Regions from separate parts of the Homo sapiens genome. Here region 2 is linked to region 1. Evidence: chromatin loops called from intact Hi-C (ENCODE). Cell type or tissue: endothelial cell of umbilical vein. All regions are shown on one strand. Each heading gives the region's core, and the rest is flanking DNA. Links, peaks and the distances in the headings are about the cores only.

What was found. Peaks named below come from ENCODE experiments on the same cell type or tissue, not always from the same donor. Only the 100,000 strongest peaks of a DNase experiment are listed, where the experiment ranks them.
Region 2: a loop joins it to region 1, with 2.8 times the contacts of the local background. A loop is called at or near these places in 2 of 110 quality-filtered maps.

The regions. Positions count from the first base shown.
Region 1 is chr1:162,387,185-162,396,677 of GRCh38, reverse strand. SH2D1B (SH2 domain containing 1B) reads left to right here. Exons shown (of 4, transcript NM_053282.5): 4 at 1-1,410. Among named protein-coding and RNA genes, the nearest start is that of C1orf226, 10 kb to the right of the region's middle. RefSeq lists a silencer at 4,485-4,779. In endothelial cell of umbilical vein, for the core only: a CTCF peak has its summit at 4,370 (motif pointing right); no DNase peak of the experiment used is centred there.
Region 2 is chr1:162,305,418-162,314,910 of GRCh38, reverse strand. The region is part of intron 4 of NOS1AP (nitric oxide synthase 1 adaptor protein); the gene reads right to left. Among named protein-coding and RNA genes, the nearest start is that of MIR556, 32 kb to the left of the region's middle. In endothelial cell of umbilical vein, for the core only: no CTCF peak of the experiment used is centred there; DNase peaks (open chromatin) are centred at 4,380 and 8,720; H3K27ac peaks cover 1,386 bases.

The sequences.
Region 1 (9,493 bases), core at 1,011-9,010:
CAGCCTGGGCTACTCTCCTCCTGGTTCTTTCTAATCTTAAACTTCCTGGTGAGCATTGCCCCAGCCACACTTTCTCCCTGGTTTTGCTTAATTCCACTTATGCATCAGTCATTTCAACAGCATGAATGTGGTTCTGTACAGTGATGTATGTGGAGATTTCTAAAATATTCTATGTGTGATTTCTGTTCCCAACTAGGTTCTAAGTGCCATCAAAGCACGGTTGGGTCTCCCTTGTATCTTCCACAGTGTGTAGAAATTTGTGCTGCCCAGAGCTGTGCCTAGTTCATAGAAACTGACTGGAAGCACATTGCTGAGGGAGGTTTGTTGAATTGGTTTTTAAGGTTTACTGAAATTGATTTGCTGAATTTTTCTGCTAGTTCAAAATGTGAATTAGGACCTGGTCAGTTTGAAATATACCAAATTCTATGCCCTTTCTCTTACCTATCATCAAATTGTAGTAATGTATTTCACCCCACTGGACTTATCTTCAGAGTTTTAAAAGAGAGGAGCTCTCGACTTAGAGGTAATATGAACAGATGAACAGACACTGTGGCTGGAGCCCCAAAGTGTGGAGCATTGTGAGATTTGGGGTCACAGCAATTTATGGCTACTATTCCCTGGGTCTGGTAGGTAGGACAAATGTCCTCTTTTACTTTTCAAAACTGGCTTAGGTATTCATGGACCTTGATTCTTCTATATACATTTTATAATAAATACGTGAAATTGCTTAAAACCTCTTTTTGGAATTTTTAATGAACTTGCAACAAATTTGTAAATAGGAGAGAACTGACGTTCTTGTGATGTTTTCCCATGCATAAACATGCCACATCCATGTTCTTGGGTCATCTTTTTTGCCCTTTCATGGAGTCATAAATTTTCCCAACTGAAGTCTTGTATATTCTGTTAGATTAATTCCTATTTCTAGTTGCTGTAAATGATATCTTATGTTTTATTACATTTCTAATAGGATATGGTGTTGGTGAAATGTTAACCCTCTCATTAGATCTACTAGTTTACCTGTTGATTCTATTGTGTTTTCTATGTAAATGATTTTGTCAGCTATAAATAATAACATTTTATTTTCTCTTTCCTTGCAATACCTATGCTCATTTATTTTTTATGTTTACCCATTGGTTAGGGCCTCCTGTATACATTAAACAGTTCATAGTCATGATAGTGAGTATTCTTACACTGTTCCCAGTATTACAGGGAATGCTTAGAAATTTTCTTTATTTAAACATTATGTTTGTTGTAGCCTTGTTAAAGGCTATTTTATAATTTTTACTAGAAATATTTTGACATTTATTGTGATTTTTTTCTATCTCTAATCTATTGAGATAGTCACATTCCTTTTGTCTTCACTCCATTATAAAGGTAAGTTACCTTAATAAAATTGTTGATATCATTTCATCCTTGCATTGCTTCACTTGATAATATTTTATTATTTTTCATAAACTGTGGAATTTGGTAAGTTAATATTTCATTTAAGATTTTTGCATTAAAACTCATAAACCAAATAGGACTATAATTTACTGAATCATGGTTACACTGTTCATATAAAGCGAAGAAAAGTCTTTTTCCTTTTACCATTTTCTGCAACAACTCTTCAGGTAAAGATTATTTGTTCTGGGCTGGGTGTGGTGGCTCACACCTGTAATCCCAGCACTTTGGGAGGCCGAGGTGGGGGGATCACTTGAGGTCAGGAGCTCAAGATCAGCCTGGCCAACATGGTGAAACCCTGTCTCTACAAAAATACAAAAATGTAGCCAGGTGTGGTGGCACACGCCTATAATCCCAGCTACTTAGGAGGATGAGGTGGGAGAATCGCTTGAACCCGGGAGGTGGAGGTTGCAGTGAGCCAAGATCATGTCAGGGCACTCCAGCCTGGGTGACAGAGTGAGACCCTATCTCAAAAAATATATATATAGTAAATAAATAAATAAAAATAAACTTATCTGTTCCTTGACATTTTTTAGTACAGTACTTTCTTATAAAACTGAGTTTGAGACTCTGGTGGGGTGGGGTGGGGTGGAGTGGGGGGGCATCTTCAATTACTATTTAAATATTAATACTTTTTGATTTGTTAAAATATTTTGCCAATTTTGTCTTTTTTTGTTTTTCTAGAAATGTGTCAATTTTGTCTGTTTTCACAATTATTGGCAGATAGTTTGTAATATTCTTGCATTATTTTAATGCTTTCTTGTGACTGTAGCAACATCTCCTTTCTCACACTGTGTCTATTTGGATCTTACTCTTTTATATTTATTGATTTTATCTATCTTATTAGTCTTTTCAAAGCCAGCTTTTGGTTTTGTTCATCTTTTTTGTTACTGCTTTTAAATTGTTATTCTCTATTTATTTGATTTCCAGCCTCATTTTAGGGGGGCTTATCTGACTTGTTTTCAATACTTATTATTTTCTAATAAATATATTTATAGTTATGAATTTAGCTCAAAGTACTATTTTAGCTGTATCCCATAAATTTTAACACAAATAGTGGTTATTGCAGTTTAGGTCAAAGTATTTTTAATTCTTGTAAAAGTATCTTCTTTAATCCAAAAACTATTTAGTAGTTCATAATTGTTTTCAAACATACATTTTTAGTTATTTTAGTATAGATTTCAAACTATATCACGTTAAGGTTGGATAACAGCCTGACTTCAATTTCTGAGGCTTCCTTGCTGACCTGGTATATGTGAACATTCTGTGAATATTTCATTTGTTTGAATTACTCTTTCTATTCATTTTAAAGCTTGTTCTCTTTACCTCTTCCCCAAATGTATTCAAGATTATAGATTATATAAAACAAATATTTTCATAGATTTGCATATTTTATCTATTTGATCTATCAGCGTCAGAGAAAGATAAATCTTTTAATTCTATATATAATAGTATTTAACTTTCTGATTATAATAGTTAGTATATTAACTAGTTTTTGTTATTTTACCATTTTTATTTTAACTGTTTTTTAATATTTTTATGTGTATATATTTTTATTACTATTTTATCATCTTCATTTCCTTTATTTTATAAAGTATTCCTCCTTGTCTCTCATTAGTTTTGCCTTTATTTATATTTTACATCATATTAAAATTGCTATCTCAACTTTTATTCATACTTTCCTAGTATGTAATTTTCTGTCCTTTCATTTTCAAGTTTTTACACCTTTTATCTCTGTCTTCTGTGGACACAATATTGCTGGATCTTTTTTTTTTTTCCAATTTAAGATTCTCTCCTTTTGTTTGGTGAGTTCAAAACACATGTTTATTATAATTTGTTCTATTGGAATTTATACCGCCATCTTATACATTCTTTCCATTTGCTATACATTTTTTCCTTTTTTTCTCCTTTTCTGCTTTCCATTGAATAGATCAAATTTATCTCTGTTAATTTGAAAGCTCTATTAAAAAAATTTAGTGTTTACCCATAACTTATTAGGCCCTGTATTTTTATTTTTCTCTATAACATTGTAAATATATCAATTGTTATAATTTAACATGCTCTCATTTCTCTTCTGTCACCATCACCAATCCCATCAGATTTTCTGAAATTATCTAAAATTTTAATTGTTATTTACTCTTTTGGGTCCTTTATCATTTAAATAACAGTATACTTTACTGAGTCAATTAGTCATCCTTCTTGTAAATTTAAAAAACACATAGCACTCTCCTGAGTTTCTCTTCTTGGCAGAATATTTTCTGCAAAAGTATTTTGCATATTTGAAAATTGCTATGAGAGCAGATTTTAAGTGTTCTCATCAAAGATGGTCTTTGAGTGGTAAACCTTTTGCGGTCTTTTTAATTTTAGATTAATTTAAATGATAGTTGAGCTAAATATAGAATTGTAGGTTTAAAGTTATTTTCCTTCAGTGATATAAAACATATTAAGTTGCTAGCACTTTATGTGTAGGTTTCTTACTGAGATGTCTAATGTCAATCTGATCCTCCTTCACTGCTGAACTTTTTCGTGGAAAGTTGAAAAATGGCCTGTCTTCATGATCTTAAATTTCACTGTGATGTGTCTAATAGTGAGTTTTTTCTTCTCTATCAAATATGAAACCTTATAGGCCATTTTGCTCTTGGGATTTTAATCTTTCTTTACTTTTATTACTATTTAAATGAATAGAATGAATGAATGAATGAATGAATGAGAATTCTCATTCATTTTTCAAAGATTTCTTCTATTTTTTCCCTCCTACTGGAATTTCTAATTAAGAACTGTCCTCTCTTTTATTTTGCCCTTGAAATGATATTTGTTAAGTGATCTTAGGAAAGATACAAGCCTCTCTAAAATGGAGACAATATTTATCTCATAAATTACTATTAGTTTTGTCATGGAAGTCTTCCTTTCAGTTACCAGAAACTGCAATACCTGATGCCAGCCACAAGAGGCCAGACAGCCATCAAGAAAACTAGTACTGCTTGAGGGTTTTATTTTCCTTTCTTTCCTTCCTTCCTTCCTTCCTTCCTTCCTTCCTTCCTTCCTTCCTTCCTTCCTTCCTTCCTTTTCTTTCTCTCTCTCTTTTTTTGTAAAGCCCTGCTGAGTACCATGGTAGCTATTAGACCTGAAATATTTCTTTAGCAAGTATTCTCCAAACAGTACTCACTTCCCCATTGAATGCTTAATCTCCAGTGTCGATAACAGGATTAGTTTCTAAGCCAGGCTTCCCTGAGTTTGCAATGTGAGATGTAATAGGTGCTCTTGCCACTCCTACTGCAGGGCGAAATTCTTGCAATTCAGAGAAGGCTCTTACCGACACCCTTAAGAACGAATGTTTTCAGGAGGTACTATTGTTAGCTCTGTCACTTACTGGTAGAGTGACTATGGGCAAATTGCTAAGACTCCCTAAGCCTCTGGTCAGCTTCATCTAGAAAATGAGGATAATGACTTACCACATAAAGTTACTGTGGAGCTTCACTGAGATGACGCCAGCCCAGGTTAACATGTTAACAATGCAGTCTTTGTTGTTTCCTCTTTTGTAAAATGAGGGGACTGTGGAATGGGTCTTTAAATTCCCATCCCATGTGAATATGCAGTGTTTAATGAAACTGTATTACTCCTTGGAGAAGATCTAACTCAAAAAGATGTTTCTGAGCCATGAACGTTTCCTGGAATTATTTATCAGACTGGCGCGATGGAGATAGAGAAGTAGGGGAGGGTGGCTGTTCCTCAGGCCTGAAGACTTAGGTCTTCCCAGAGAGTTCTGCCTCTCAGTTGTAAGACCCAGGGAATTGGCTTAGACATCATCTCAGTCTCAGTTTACCTCTTCCTAACATGGGGCTGAAATACCTCCCTCACAAGATAGGATTCATGAGATCGTGTGTGTGAATCTCTTTAAGCACAATAGAATAACATCCGTATCTGGAAAATGGGCTTAGTAAGACCTCCCTTGGAGGGCTATGAGAAAAACAAATGAGACCATGTGTATAAATTGATTAACACAATTCCTGGAGTATATAGAAGCTTCAGAGAATGATAAAGCACCAATTAACAGTCAAGCCTAACACAGTGAAGTAGAATGTTAAGAATTGGAACTCAGAGCCCTGTAGGCAGCTCCCAGAGGTAGGCAGGTGCCTGGCACTGAAGCACAGCCCTTCTTGCATTATGCTGGATATAAGTGCTTGCTTCTACCAGCTCCGTGGCAAGGTGGCATCTGTCCAAGGAACAGAGTTAATGAAGGCTCCGGCTGCAGATAAATGAGCTTCACATTGGCCCATTAATCACTTTCCACTTCGAAAATGGCCACCCTCAATCCTTCTCTGTGGAGTTGATGATCATGTACAGAGGCTGCCTGCGGATAGAGATCCTGAGGAAGAGGGGCTGAAAGAGTCCTGCTGGTCTACCCCAGAGCCTGTCTAGTCTGTTCCACACAAATTCAACTGCAGGTTTCCTGAGTTTAGTTCCATTCAAAGTGCATCTTTATCGAGCTCCTGCAATATGCCAGACACTGTGCTGGGAACCGAGGAGTCAGGGATGAAGATGGCATGGTCCCTGCCCCTGAGCTCAGAGACCTGGGGGAGAGAAGCATGAGGATGAAGCGACTTTCTATGACACATGGAGAGTACCGTGATGGAGGAACACATAGGATGCTACGGGAACGCAGAGAAGGGGTGGGGTGGTGTCCGGGAAGCCACCTGGAGGAAGGGATGCCTGAGTGGAAATGTGAAAGATGAATTAACATAGCCTAGTGAAGTCAGAGGAAAGGGACGGGAAGGTAGAAACGTGACCCGGGCAGATGGACCATCTTAAACACAGGCATGGAAGCAATTCGGAGCAGGCTGGGGCTCTGAGGGAAGTACAGCACAGAGGCAGCAGTGGCAGTCGCCGCCAGCTAGGCAGGCAGGCCGGCCACAAATAATCCAGAGTGCGGAGAACCCACCTGACACCTCCCCCACATGCGTCTTAGCAAGCCTCCTGGCCAGGTCACAGCATGTGCCACCTACACAGTCGATGACTGATGATTAAGGGGGTGGGGTAGGGAGAGGCATGGACAAGACTGCCACCCCCACCTCCCCCTCTAGCTTTCTTACACGTGAAATCGCTTCCTAGATGGCTTACACAGCCTCTCCGGGAGGCCCAGTTCCTAGAAATGTCACACATTGGCCAGGTCTAAAGACTACTTGCCAGGTCAGCTGCAAAGACTTCCTGACACATAGGACCCAGGATTTAAGCTGAACAAGGGAGGCTGGCTGCAACAGAATTTACCAAGTACCAGGAGATTATGGGAAGGCAAAACAACAGGGGCAGTCCCCGCTTGTCTTGAGCTTTCCTATCCAGCAAGGGGGATCCATCCATTGCAGGCTCAGGATAAAGTGGGGGGCATGCATCTTGCTGAAGCTGCAAACCGTTCCCAGGGCAGACAGTTCACTTTTCTCCTGCCCCTTTGGCTTGCCCCATGAAGGCCTGGACCAACCCAAAGCACTCCTGTGACAACCACAGGGAATTGTTCTAAGTTGCTGTGAGTGAGCCCCCGAAGTGGGCTGAACACTGGGATGTGCTTGAACATCAGACCAAGCCAACAAGAATTTCCCAATAAACGCAAGCCTAGAAAGCAGGTGGCGGCAGACATGGAGCGATGATTCAGGAAATAGGTAGCTAAGCAGATGGCACTGGAAACAGCTGGCTGGTTAAACAGTAAAAAAAAAATGTTGCGGTTTGTCGGAAGGTTGCTTTTTGTTTGGGTTTTTTTGTTTTGTTTTGGTCAATTCCAAAGAACACACTGGCAATGTTCCCTGCTCTATATAACCAACAGACTCCTCAGGCAACTTGCACGAAGGAGAATACAGTCTGGAGTCTGAGGTGGTCCTTAAATATTTCCTCAAGCTTGCTTCCTCGTCTGTGTTGTTAATAGCCAAGTGATTCGTTTTGTGGGGTAGCTTCCCCAGGCTCCCTTGGGCTGGACTATTTATCATGGCAGCAGCTGGAGATAAGCTGGACACAAAGAGGATTTGTGTCTCAGGAGAGCTGGTCCCTAGATACAGAAAGTGGAGGAATTTTCTCATTAGGAGGAAGTCAGTGGTGGGGACTCTGGGCTTTCCTCCTGTGCCCCCAGTGCAAACAGTAGCAGGGAGGGGGCGTCCTGGAGGGGAGATGTACTTGAAGATGCTTTCACTGGACAACTTAAAGCTTCCAGAGTAGATTTCCTTGGGAGAGACGAAAGGTATTAAATGCCATCTGCACTGGTGAAGCTTTCCAAGGGGGAGGTAGGAGTCTCTCTACAAGGGCTATATGGACTTAATTACTTGTTCCCACTAACAGAGAGGCCACAGTGGGAGGCTCCAGGCTGAATGTCCCAAAGCAGGGCGGCGAACTGAGCGACTGAAGCCCGGGGCACTCTGAGGGCCAAAGTCTCAGACAAACCATCACTGAGTTTGCCACCACAGCTAGATTGGCCTGGGAAACTCCGCAGTGTGGGGAGGGCAGCAGAGAGAGGAGGACAGGGAGTCCAAGCACAGAGAGTTCTAGAACACTCCCAGGATTCACTGACCTCAAAGGCATTGTGAAATGTGAGAGCAGATTAAACTGACCCAGCAGGAATTTTCTGAGATTAGGGTAGCATCTGAGTACATTTCCGGGTCGGCTAATTTCATAAAAATTCTGAATACCAACTGGGGTCCCTGCCAGCATAGGCACAGACCTAAGGAATGAGGTGGGTCTCCTGATGGCCCCTGAGTGTGTTTCCTTCAGCAACTACTAATGGCAGATTTAGTCCAGAGGAAATGAGCACTCTCTCGGCTGAAATTAACTGCCTCACCCTGAGCCCCACTTTGGTGCTTCCACTGCATTTCACATCCTGATCACATACCCTGTTAGCATAGCGCCCGGGAGGGCAGGTATGATGGCACTCCCATCCATTCAGAATGGAGAAAGAGGACCGCGTGTCACTTTTCCACCAACGTCACCACAGTCCCCTAGATAGCACTTAGTGCATGGCAGGAAGGGGCTTGGATATATTGTCTGAATAAATGCATCTTTGTCCCCCAGATTCTAGAACAGTGACTCAGCGTAGAGCACAGCATTAAAAAACATGACATCTGCACTTCCGTTTTCACACTTAAAATTCCCTTAAAAATTTTTTTACACTAGAACTGTTTATACTTGATCTTAGACAAAAATAACGACTTCACATAATAGCGGGAAAGGCATGTTAAAAGCACGTTTCACACCTGAACGACTGCAGCAAGATACCGAAGCCATTCAATGGGAGAGGTTGTCTGGAGTCACCGCAGCATACTTATAAAGAAAAAAGTTGCTATCGTAAGCATTTTCAATGCCTTTTCCCAAAACATGGAGGATTGGTTTTTGTGTTTTTCCTGCTTTCCCTGGACGATAACGCCGCAGCCCACTGCAGAGACAGCGAGCAACCTTTGAGATCACAGCTGTTCTTTTCTTGCCCCTCTGCTGAGAAACAAAGTGTGGGAGTGGAAAAAAATGCAGAAAACGTTAGGGACTTAGCCTCAAGCCTGAGACGCCTCTGACATGGAGCCAGGGAGCCCCTGCATGCGGAACTGTGGAATCCAACCCCAGGCATAGTCACATCTGCACGTGAGAGGGCTGCGCAGAAAGGCCCCATGTTTCCCTTTGGAAATGTGCGTGGCTTCTGTGAACAGACTGAACGCCCCTTTCCTTTCCTGTTTTTCCCCCATTTCCTTCCTTTTAAGGAGGATAAAGGCCTGGCCAATTCTCAGCTGTGTGGGTCCTCTGGATCCTTGGATCTGACACTGGCCCAGGGGCAGCAAAGGGGCAAAGGGACTCCAGGCCAGCTCTTCTCTGAGCCACCTTCTCTCCGCAGGTGAGCAATAAGAATGTCCCTGTCCATGGGGGGCCCTTGGGGGCAATCTCCCAGGAAGTACCTAAGTCCAAATCACTGACATATATTGATGACTCTCTTTGAGAGGCTGATAGAAGCTCTGGTTCCTCTATGGAAGAACGTGCATACATGAATGTGAAGCTTCATCCCTTTCTTGGTGGAAGAGGGCTTTGGACCCAGGTA
Region 2 (9,493 bases), core at 916-8,915, 82 kb after region 1:
TCCTACTCTTACTTGAGCAGTAGAAGAGCCAATGCTAAACCTTCCCAGCTTTAGATGCAAATATTCAAAGATGATGTTCAACACTTACTGGCAAAATAGGAGTCTTACCTTGGAATTCATAAACATGCAGGACTCTGGGGTACATGAATTCTCCTAAAATTCAAAACTTTGCAAGAATGATTTTTTTCCTATGGAGAAAATACAGTTTTCAGCAGATTCTCAAAGGTATTTGTATCCCAGAAAAGGTCAAGACCATCTGATGGACTCCCAGGCCAGTGCCAATTTGGTAACAAGGAGAGAAGACAAGGAAAGAAGTGTTTGTTTTATTTTGCACACACTTTCCCTTCTGAGATTCTTCAATGTTTTGCACAAATTCTAAATTGATTCCCTTTACACATTTAAGAAGAATAAAATGAAGCACAGAGTAAGGAAATTTGACACCAGCCAATCATTTTGTTGTAGAACTGTGACCAGCCTGTTTCCCTGCTCCCCTGTTACTTTCTCCATAGGGTAATTCCCTCCCTGGCAAACAGTATTTAATTTTGTGAAGTTTTCTAAAGGTGGCCTAATTTAATTTTCCATCATTAGTGTAAAAGATGCCCTCTAGGGCCAGGCCCAGAGAGGCGGATCCAGAGGTTTAATTTTGATTGCTTTGGTAGCTATTTTCAGTTTCCTGCTGTGCAGGTCTATGGGCTCTCTCATGAGCTCCCTGCCCTGGGGGCTGTGATAACCCTTCCCAGTTTTAGATACAAAAGGGTTATGCAAGGGTAGAAGACAAGGCCACCAAAAGGATAAATCAGCTTAGTAGCCTTTTTGAGATGAATATTTTAGTGCAGCAAACAAGCAAATCAAGGCTGCCCCAGCTTTGTCGTGAAGTATGTATTTATTGAGCACCTACTATACACTAAGAATCCTTCTAGGCACTTGGGATGCAACAGTAAAACATGCATGGTCCCCACCCTCATGGAGTTCATGCTAAGAGTTACCATGACACAAATTTCCATGTTTCAGGATGACTGAATTTAAAATCAAGCGGGAGGCCAGCAGAGGCAGAAAGCCCTCAGAAAGGACAAAGGTAAAAGCACTGAAGCTTCAACCTGAGATCACTGGGGCCTCCTTTCCCTCCCTCATTTACTCTATATTCAGACACCACTAGTCTGAATGGTCCATGCTTAAAACAGCCCACAGGCTGACTGCTTTCTATGCATTTCTACTGCTGTCACCCAGTTTGGCCAGACCCAGATACTCTCCCCATTACACTCAGATCCCCAAGCAATCTCTCTTCAGTCCATCTCACTGACAGGAGTTTCTTTCCATTTGGGATGAGTTGCATTCCAAGCCAGACTGGTTTTCCTAAAATATCACTTTCACTTTGGAACTCTCAGAGCCAAAGCCATCATGGGAAGACTGCAAGTATAGATGTGGGAGGCAGCTCTTGATATATTACTGAGAGAAAAACAGGATAATTTAGAACTAAATGTAGAATATTAGAGTTTGAAAGAATATCCGAGTGTCAATATATTTGCATATGGAGCAGTACTAGGAGGAATAGGTGTTGAAGAAAGAAAACGGACACTTTCCTTTATAAAACTCTTCACTACTTTATTTTTAGTAACAGTTATGTATTATTTGGTCATTTTAAAACTTATGCCTCACCTTCCCCTGAATATTTATCTAAAAACTATCATGGAAAGTTTAATAGAAGTCACAGTGAGATCCTTGAGGGCATGGGAGACACCCTGTTTGTCTTTGCATTCCAAGCGCTTTCTACATAGAGGCATGAAATGACTTTTGAAAAGAAAGGGTGAATAGGAGTGGTGAGAGAGGGCATCCCTGTCTTGTGCCAGTTTTCAAAGGGAATGCTTCCAGTTTTTGCCCATTCAGTATGATATTGGCTGTGGGTTTGTCATAGATAGCTCTCATTATTTTGAAATACGTCCCATCAATACCTAATTTGTTGAGAGTTTTTAGCATGAAGGGTTGTTGAATTTTGTCAAAGGCTTTTTCTGCATCTATTGAGATAATCATGTGGTTTTTGTCTTTGGCTCTGTTTATATGCTGGATTACATTTATTGATTTGCATATATTGAACCAGCCTTGCATCCCAGGGATGAAGCCCACTTGATCATGGTGGATAAGCTTTTTGACGTGCTGCTGGATTCGTTTTGCCAGTATTTTATCTTAAACGTTAGACCTAAAACCATAAAAACCCTAGAAGAAAACCTAGGCATTACCATTCAGGACATAGGCATGGGCAAGGACTTCATGTCTAAAACACCAAAAGCAATGGCAACAAAAGCCAAAATTGACAAATGGGATCTAATTAAACTAAAGAGCTTCTGCACAGCAAAAGAAACTACCATCAGAGTGAACAGGCAACCTACAAAATGGGAGAAAATTTTCACAACCTACTCATCTGACAAAGGGCTAATATCCAGAATCTACAAAGAACTCAAACAAATTTACAAGAAAAAAACAAACAACCCCATCAAAAAGTGGGCGAAGGACATGAACAGACACTTCTCAAAAGAAGACATTTATGCAGCCAAAAAACACATGAAAAAATGCTCATCATCACTGGCTATCAGAGAAATGCAAATCAAAACCACAATGAGATACCATCTCACACCAGTTAGAATGGCAATCATTAAAAAGTCAGGAAACAACAGGTGCTGGAGAGGATGTGGAGAAATAGGAACACTTTTACACTGTTGGTGGGACTGTAAACTAGTTCAACCATTGTGGAAATCAGTGTGGCGATTCCTCAGGGATCTAGAACTGGAAATACCATTTGACCCAGCCATCCCATTGCTGGGTATATACCCAAAGGACTATAAATCATGCTGCTATAAAGACACATGCACACGTATGTTTATTGCGGCATTATTCACAATAGCAAAGACTTGGAACCAACCCAAATGTCCAACAATGATAGACTGGATTAAGAAAATGTGGCACATATACACCATGGAATACTATGCAGCCATAAAAAATGATGAGTTCATGTCCTTTGTAGGGACATGGATGAAATTGGAAATCATCATTCTCAGTAAACTATCGCAAGAACAAAAAACCAAACACCGCATATTCTCACTCATAGGTGGGAATTGAACAATGAGATCACATGGACACAGGAAGGGGAATATTACACTCTGGTGACTGTTGTGGGGTGGGGGGAGGGGGGAGGGATAGCATCGGGAGATATACCTAATGCTAGATGACGAGTTAGTGGGTGCAGCGCACCAGCATGGCATATGTATACATATGTAACTAACCTGCACAATGTGCACATGTACCCTAAAACTTAAAGTATAATTAAAAAAAAAAAAGAAAACAAAGGGTGAAAGAAAGAAGGAGAGAGAAAAAGAAAGGTCTTGGACACATGTGCTAATATGTACATATAACTTGGAGCCACCATGCCTCCAATGATTTATAAGTCATTAATCCCTTGCTGGAGACTCATCATCCATTGTAGGTATTAACTGAGACTCACTAAGCACAAGGGACTTTTTGCACCCTATAAGGAGGGATAAACACTACAACCCAGAACTTTCCCTTCAGGAAAGATAAAGAATACATATAACTATGTAGGGTTGAAAGCAAACAAAAGAGAAGGAGGCAAAAAACAGAAATAGGAGAAATGAGAAGTGGTAGATGATACTGCAGGGCAACACAGAAGAACAGAGGAATGTGCTGGTGTGTTTGGAGGTGTGGGGAATGCAAGGGTAAATGTGGAGGGAGCCATTTCTGTGAAGTAAGTGGTGGAAAGCAAGGCCAGGCCATGAGGACCTGCAGGATGGTGGCCCTGACAAAGACATACCCAGGGCTTTGGAAGAAAGGGAGGGTTAACAGAAGATGGGCTCTTGGGTGGTGTTAGCAGGGTTAAAAAAAGGAAAGGAGAGAGCTGAACATATTTGTAGGGAGAAAGAGGGTATCCAGGAAGACAGAGAGACAGAGCATAGTTCACAGCTCAAGATGCTGAAGAAACAAGCGAAGATGGGTCCAGAAGAGAGAGAGAGAGTCAGCGAACAGAGAGACAGTTGGCAGTGACACTAAGATATTCTAAGGGAGGAGAGGACAGCTGAGGAATCTCAGAGAGGTGTGGGGGTCACCTATGGAAAGTGAGGGTATACAGGGTTGACAGGTAGAAGGTAAGAAGGGCATTATGATGGGTATTATCATCTACCAGGATGAATAAGGGATTGCTAAGTAGCCCTGGGAACTAACAGAAGCTAGGCAGCATGAATGGTATTTCCTTCCCCTTCTTAGTTCATAAGATTCTCCATGCGTAAAATTGGGTAATTCCTACTCATGCATATGTATGAAAAGGAACTATCAATGAAAGGTTTTGAAGCCGGAGGAAATAAAAACATCAACTCTACATGAAACATGACTCATGACTAGAGTGATGGACACTCATATCCGCCAGATGGGCTGGCCCAGAAATGATATGAGAAGTTAGAAAGAGATCTATAGGCTGTGCTGCCTCCACATCCCTGATGATCAGTTTCCTCAGTTTAGCAAAGGCTGCTCAAAAACCTTAGGCAATGCGAGGCTGAAGGAAGAGAAAACACTCAACCTTACAGAAACAGTACAGAAGGTGCAGATGTCACCCCATCACTTATAAACCACACAGAGAGCAAAAGAGACATGTATATATCATAAGCAAAGAACGGGGTATACCTCATTCCCTGATTTTTTTTATGACCCTTTGTGCCTTTGACCCCTTCCAGAGTCTAACGGGAATGGAGAAAAGGGAATGCATTCCGGGATTTGAGTTGGAGCGTGGGGCATGTGAAGATGTGGAAGAAGGGAAGATATAGAGTCATCTCTGTCTGGGAGGTCTCTGATTTTGGAGGGACAGCATGGACTTTGGAGAGGTATCTTAAAGATATCCTTAAATCCTGAGAGTGCTTTTTGGCTCCACAAAACAATACAGTGACTAAATATTACAGCATTTCCCTTATCTCATAATTATGATTCCACTTACATATCCCAGGTCAGGATTGTATATAAGCACATTTTGAAAAAATAATAATGCTTAAAATTACACATACTTTAAAAACCTTCCATCTTTATCCCCATAGGACCTTTTCATCTTCCCTTTATAAAGGCATTACTAGCTCCTCTTTTTAAATACATATTTATTTGATCTCACTATTAAGTTGTAATTCATCATAACATGGCTCTCCTTTCTTTCACTACCAAGTAACTAAACGGCTGTCCCCAACTCCCTACTGAAACTGCTCTGCAGAAGTCACCTGATAAATGCAAGTCTTTCTTCTGTCTGTACTCTGAACTACTCATTCTCCTGTAAGGATGGATGCCCTTTTTGTTTATTTCCAAGTCTTTACAAAAGCTGCCCAGGATTTCTTCTACCTTACTTCCATAATAAAAAGGTATTTAAGGAGTACTTTCTAAGCTTCAGCACTTGATAAGCACTTAACTTAGCATATTCTTAAAGATAATTCACTGTCTTCTGCCTTACATTTTTTGCCATCAAAAAATTATTTCTTTGTAGGCAATATATTTTTCCCCTTCAGCTGGTTTTAAAATCTTTGTCTTTAACATTCTGTCATTTCATTACTGAGTCTAGAGTTTAAGAACTGATTTCTTGTTTACCTTGCTTGTAGTTTGATATGGTTCCTGAATCTCAGCATACTCCTCTTTCCTGAATCTTGCTCATCTTGATCATTTAAACTCTTGATTGTTAACTAAGTGAAACATACTACATGGGTATCCTGATTTCCCAAGAAATCCCAAATATCACAGAATAGCTCTATAAAATCCCCATTTACCTTAAAATGTAGTTTGTCCTGTATTTTTATACATAATTTTTATAACAAAAACAGAGTATGCAAGCTTATGAATGAGGCACCTTTAAAGGTGGATAGCACTGAGCACAGAGGTAAAACAAAATGGGCAAAAGTGTGAGTGCCAGACAGCTCTCTAACCATGCAGCAGCTGTGTGACCATGGGGAGGTTGCCCGATATCACTGAAGCTTAATTTCTGTCTTAAGAATGAGAATGATAGATTCTACCATTCTACCACTCAGGGTTGCTGGGATTAAGTGAAGTAACACATGTCAAGTTCTATCTGACCATATTCCTTGAGGGTAGGACTGTGTCCTAGTAACCACCTGTACCAATTTATTGCTACTCAGCTCCAAATTTACCTTTCAATACAAGCTCTGTGGTAATGGACGGAATTCCTTTAAGCACATCTCCTGTACAGCAGCACGATGGTAAGATTCCTCTGCAGAATGGAGGGGCAACACTGCAGAATGAAAGGGCTTCCCTTGGTCCGACTGCTACACAGCCCATCAGTGGTGTGGATATGAGGATGTCCAGTGGTATGCATGCCCAGAACACACATCCCTCAGTGACCTCAGCACCAGCCCCGCCTGGTTATCACCTCCCTACAGCCCTCCTAAAGCAGACACTAGGTGTTGTGGGCCTCCCATCCACAGTGATGCTCTAACTCTCTCTGCTAGCCTTCCCCCTGCCCCCCAGGTTTGTTTCTCACAGCTCTCCTGATGTAGACATCACATACTCTATGTCTCTTACCCACAGCCATACCCCAACTCCACCTGTGTGCCCACTCACCAGCTGCAGATCACCTGATCCAAGCCCTGGAGGATGGCTTTCTGTTTTCCCTGCACCTGGGACCAGCTCTGACATAGGCAATCTGGTGAATTTCTCTGTCACTAGTAGCTGTAATCATATCTTCTACATTAATGTCTAAAGGGCATCTTGGGAATGGGTCTACTTTCCAAATTTGTGCTGCCTTGAGTACTCTCCTCTTTACACTTTGTAGGTACTCTTTTATTATAGTTTAATAGTTCTTTATAATAAATTTCTTCTGTTTAAATCACTGCCTGGTTTCTGTCTCCTGATTGGACCCAGGCTGACATACCACTGTTTCCCCTAGTGCCTAGCACAATGAACAACAAAACACATTACCTCTCCATGCAACCCTTCTTCCCTTCTCTAGTTAGCCCTGAATAATTTAACTTTGACTTGCTCAAAATCAAAACAGATCAATGTAGAAAGCCAAAGTTGGAATAGACTTCTAATTCTTTTTTTTTTTTTTCTTTTTTGAGACAGAGTCTTGCTCTGTCACCCAGGCAGGAGTGCAGTGGTGCAATCTCAGCTCACTGCAAGCTCTGCCTCCCAGGTTCACGCCACTCTCCTGCCTCAGCCTCCCAAGTAGCTGGGACTACAGGCACCCACCACCACGCCTGGCTATTACAGTGTATTTCTGTATTTTTAGTAGAGGCTGGGTTTCACCCTGTTAGCCAGGAGGGTCTCGATCTCCTGACCTCGTGATCCGCCTGCCTCAGCCTCCCAAAGTGCTGGGATTACAGGCATGAGCCACCGCGTCTGGCCTAGACTTCTAATTCTTAATCATGTCACTATTTGGATGTTAACTGATGCCATTTCTGGAGACTGGCTGGAACTCCTAATGGAGACTCTACCTAACTTGATCATTTAAACTCATAACTGAAGAATTACTTCCATTCTGGCTCCTGAAGACTTCAGGTCAGATTAATTTACTCCCCCTAGTTTTAAAAAGGAGTTTTGTTTGTTAGTCTATTCACTCATTTCAAGGAACATAAACAGCCTAGGGACTAATTTAGTCAAACATGTTAATTCCATCAGTGTCCACCAATAAGACTAGGACAAGGGATGCTAAGGCAGGAAAACTGAAACTCAAAAGCACAGTGACTTCCATAACAGAACAACTACTCCAATACTATTTAGTTTATTTTTTTCTAGGAAGCATGCCCTTGAAGCCAGAAAGAGTAGAATAAGCAGATTAAGAAAGAAAAGGAAATCCAAAATGAATAAAAGAGAAAAAAAACAAAGTCTCTATTTTCCAGGCCTACCACTGTTCTATTCAACAGCCTTATCGGTGACTTGGATGAAACTATTTTTTTTTTTTTTGAGACAAAAGTCTCACTCTGTTGCCCAGGCTGGAGTGCAGCCTCTGCCTCTCAGGTTCTCACTCTGCTGCCCAGGCTTGGCTCACTGCAGCCTCTGCCTCCCAGGTTCAAGCAATTCTCCTGCCTCAGCCTCCTGAGTAGCTGGAATTACAGGCACCCACCACCATGCTCAGCTAATTTTTGTATAATTAGTAGAGATGGAGTTTCACCACTTTGACCAGGATGGTCTTGAACTCCTGACCTCAAGTGATTCGCCCAACTTAGCTGCCCAAAGTGCTGAGATTATAGGTGTGAGCCACCAAGCCGACTGATGAAACTATTCTTATTAAAGCTGCACTTAGCAAAAAACTGGGAGGGAGAGTTAGCCTATTACTAGAACCTGATGTGGTGGTTTTATACCGGGTCAACTCACCTAGGCTAGAACTATGTGTCTGAGCATTCCCTCTCCTATTTTACGGTTGCCCACAAGAATAATTTGTGGGAGATTTGGGAAGTGGGAGTGAAGCAGCAGCTATTATGTGCTGGAGGTCATAATAGCTCCAGCTATTCTGGGAGAGAATGGATGTCAAGGTGCCAGGGAGTTGTTTTGCTTAAGTCTGTCCTCACTTTTCTCTATACCTAGCTTGGCATCAAGCTCTCCTTCATGACTATTAGCCCTGCTGAACAACAGTCAGCTCAGGCCCAGCATCAGAAACTTCACTGCAAACTCAAAGGTGGTTGCCATGAAGAGCCAACAGCCTTCCGGAGACTTCTGCACCTGTCCCCTTTGCAGTTCTAATCTAGCACATGGATGTGGCTGGCTTCCTGCACATTCTGACTCATAACCCACACCAGGGTTGGTTAATAATTGTTCTCTGAGCCTTTCTAGACTTTTTACTTCCCAGCTCCTACTGAAATTGTACAGGTCCAAATCCTATAGCAAATTCCTTATTACAGGACACTCACAGTCATCCTGCTTCCCTGATTGAAATCCTGATTCACAAGGATTCAAAAACTGAAGAATAGTCTCAAATCAATTACATTTAATTGAACATTAATATATGTAAAGTTTTATATTTAGGCTAAAAAACAAAGAAACCTATAGAAATAAAGAATGAGTAAAACCTGAATTAAAAACAATTACTGTTATTATCCCGAGGAGTTTGAACTCCAACTCCACTATGACCTAGGACCAATCACAGTTTGCTAAGCAAATAAATTACACTGGATCTAATTCATACAAAATGAATGTATAACTTCATATTGTGGGGGTAAAAATATGTCTTCCACATTTTACACTGATAAGACAGAATATCTGGGATATTCTATTAAACGCTAATATTTTAAAGAGGAAATACTGTTTTCTGAAATTAAGAAGTCTAGAAAAATACCATAAGAATGGCTTCAGGAACTTGGGTTAACTTAAAAGAGAAAAAGATCTATATATTTGTGGCTCCAGAGATAAGAGCTAGGATAAATGGAAAACAATTATACATTAAAAAAATTTACTTTCGTTTAATGAAGAACACTGTAATAGCGAATCACTTCCTGTGATAAAGAGGTATACT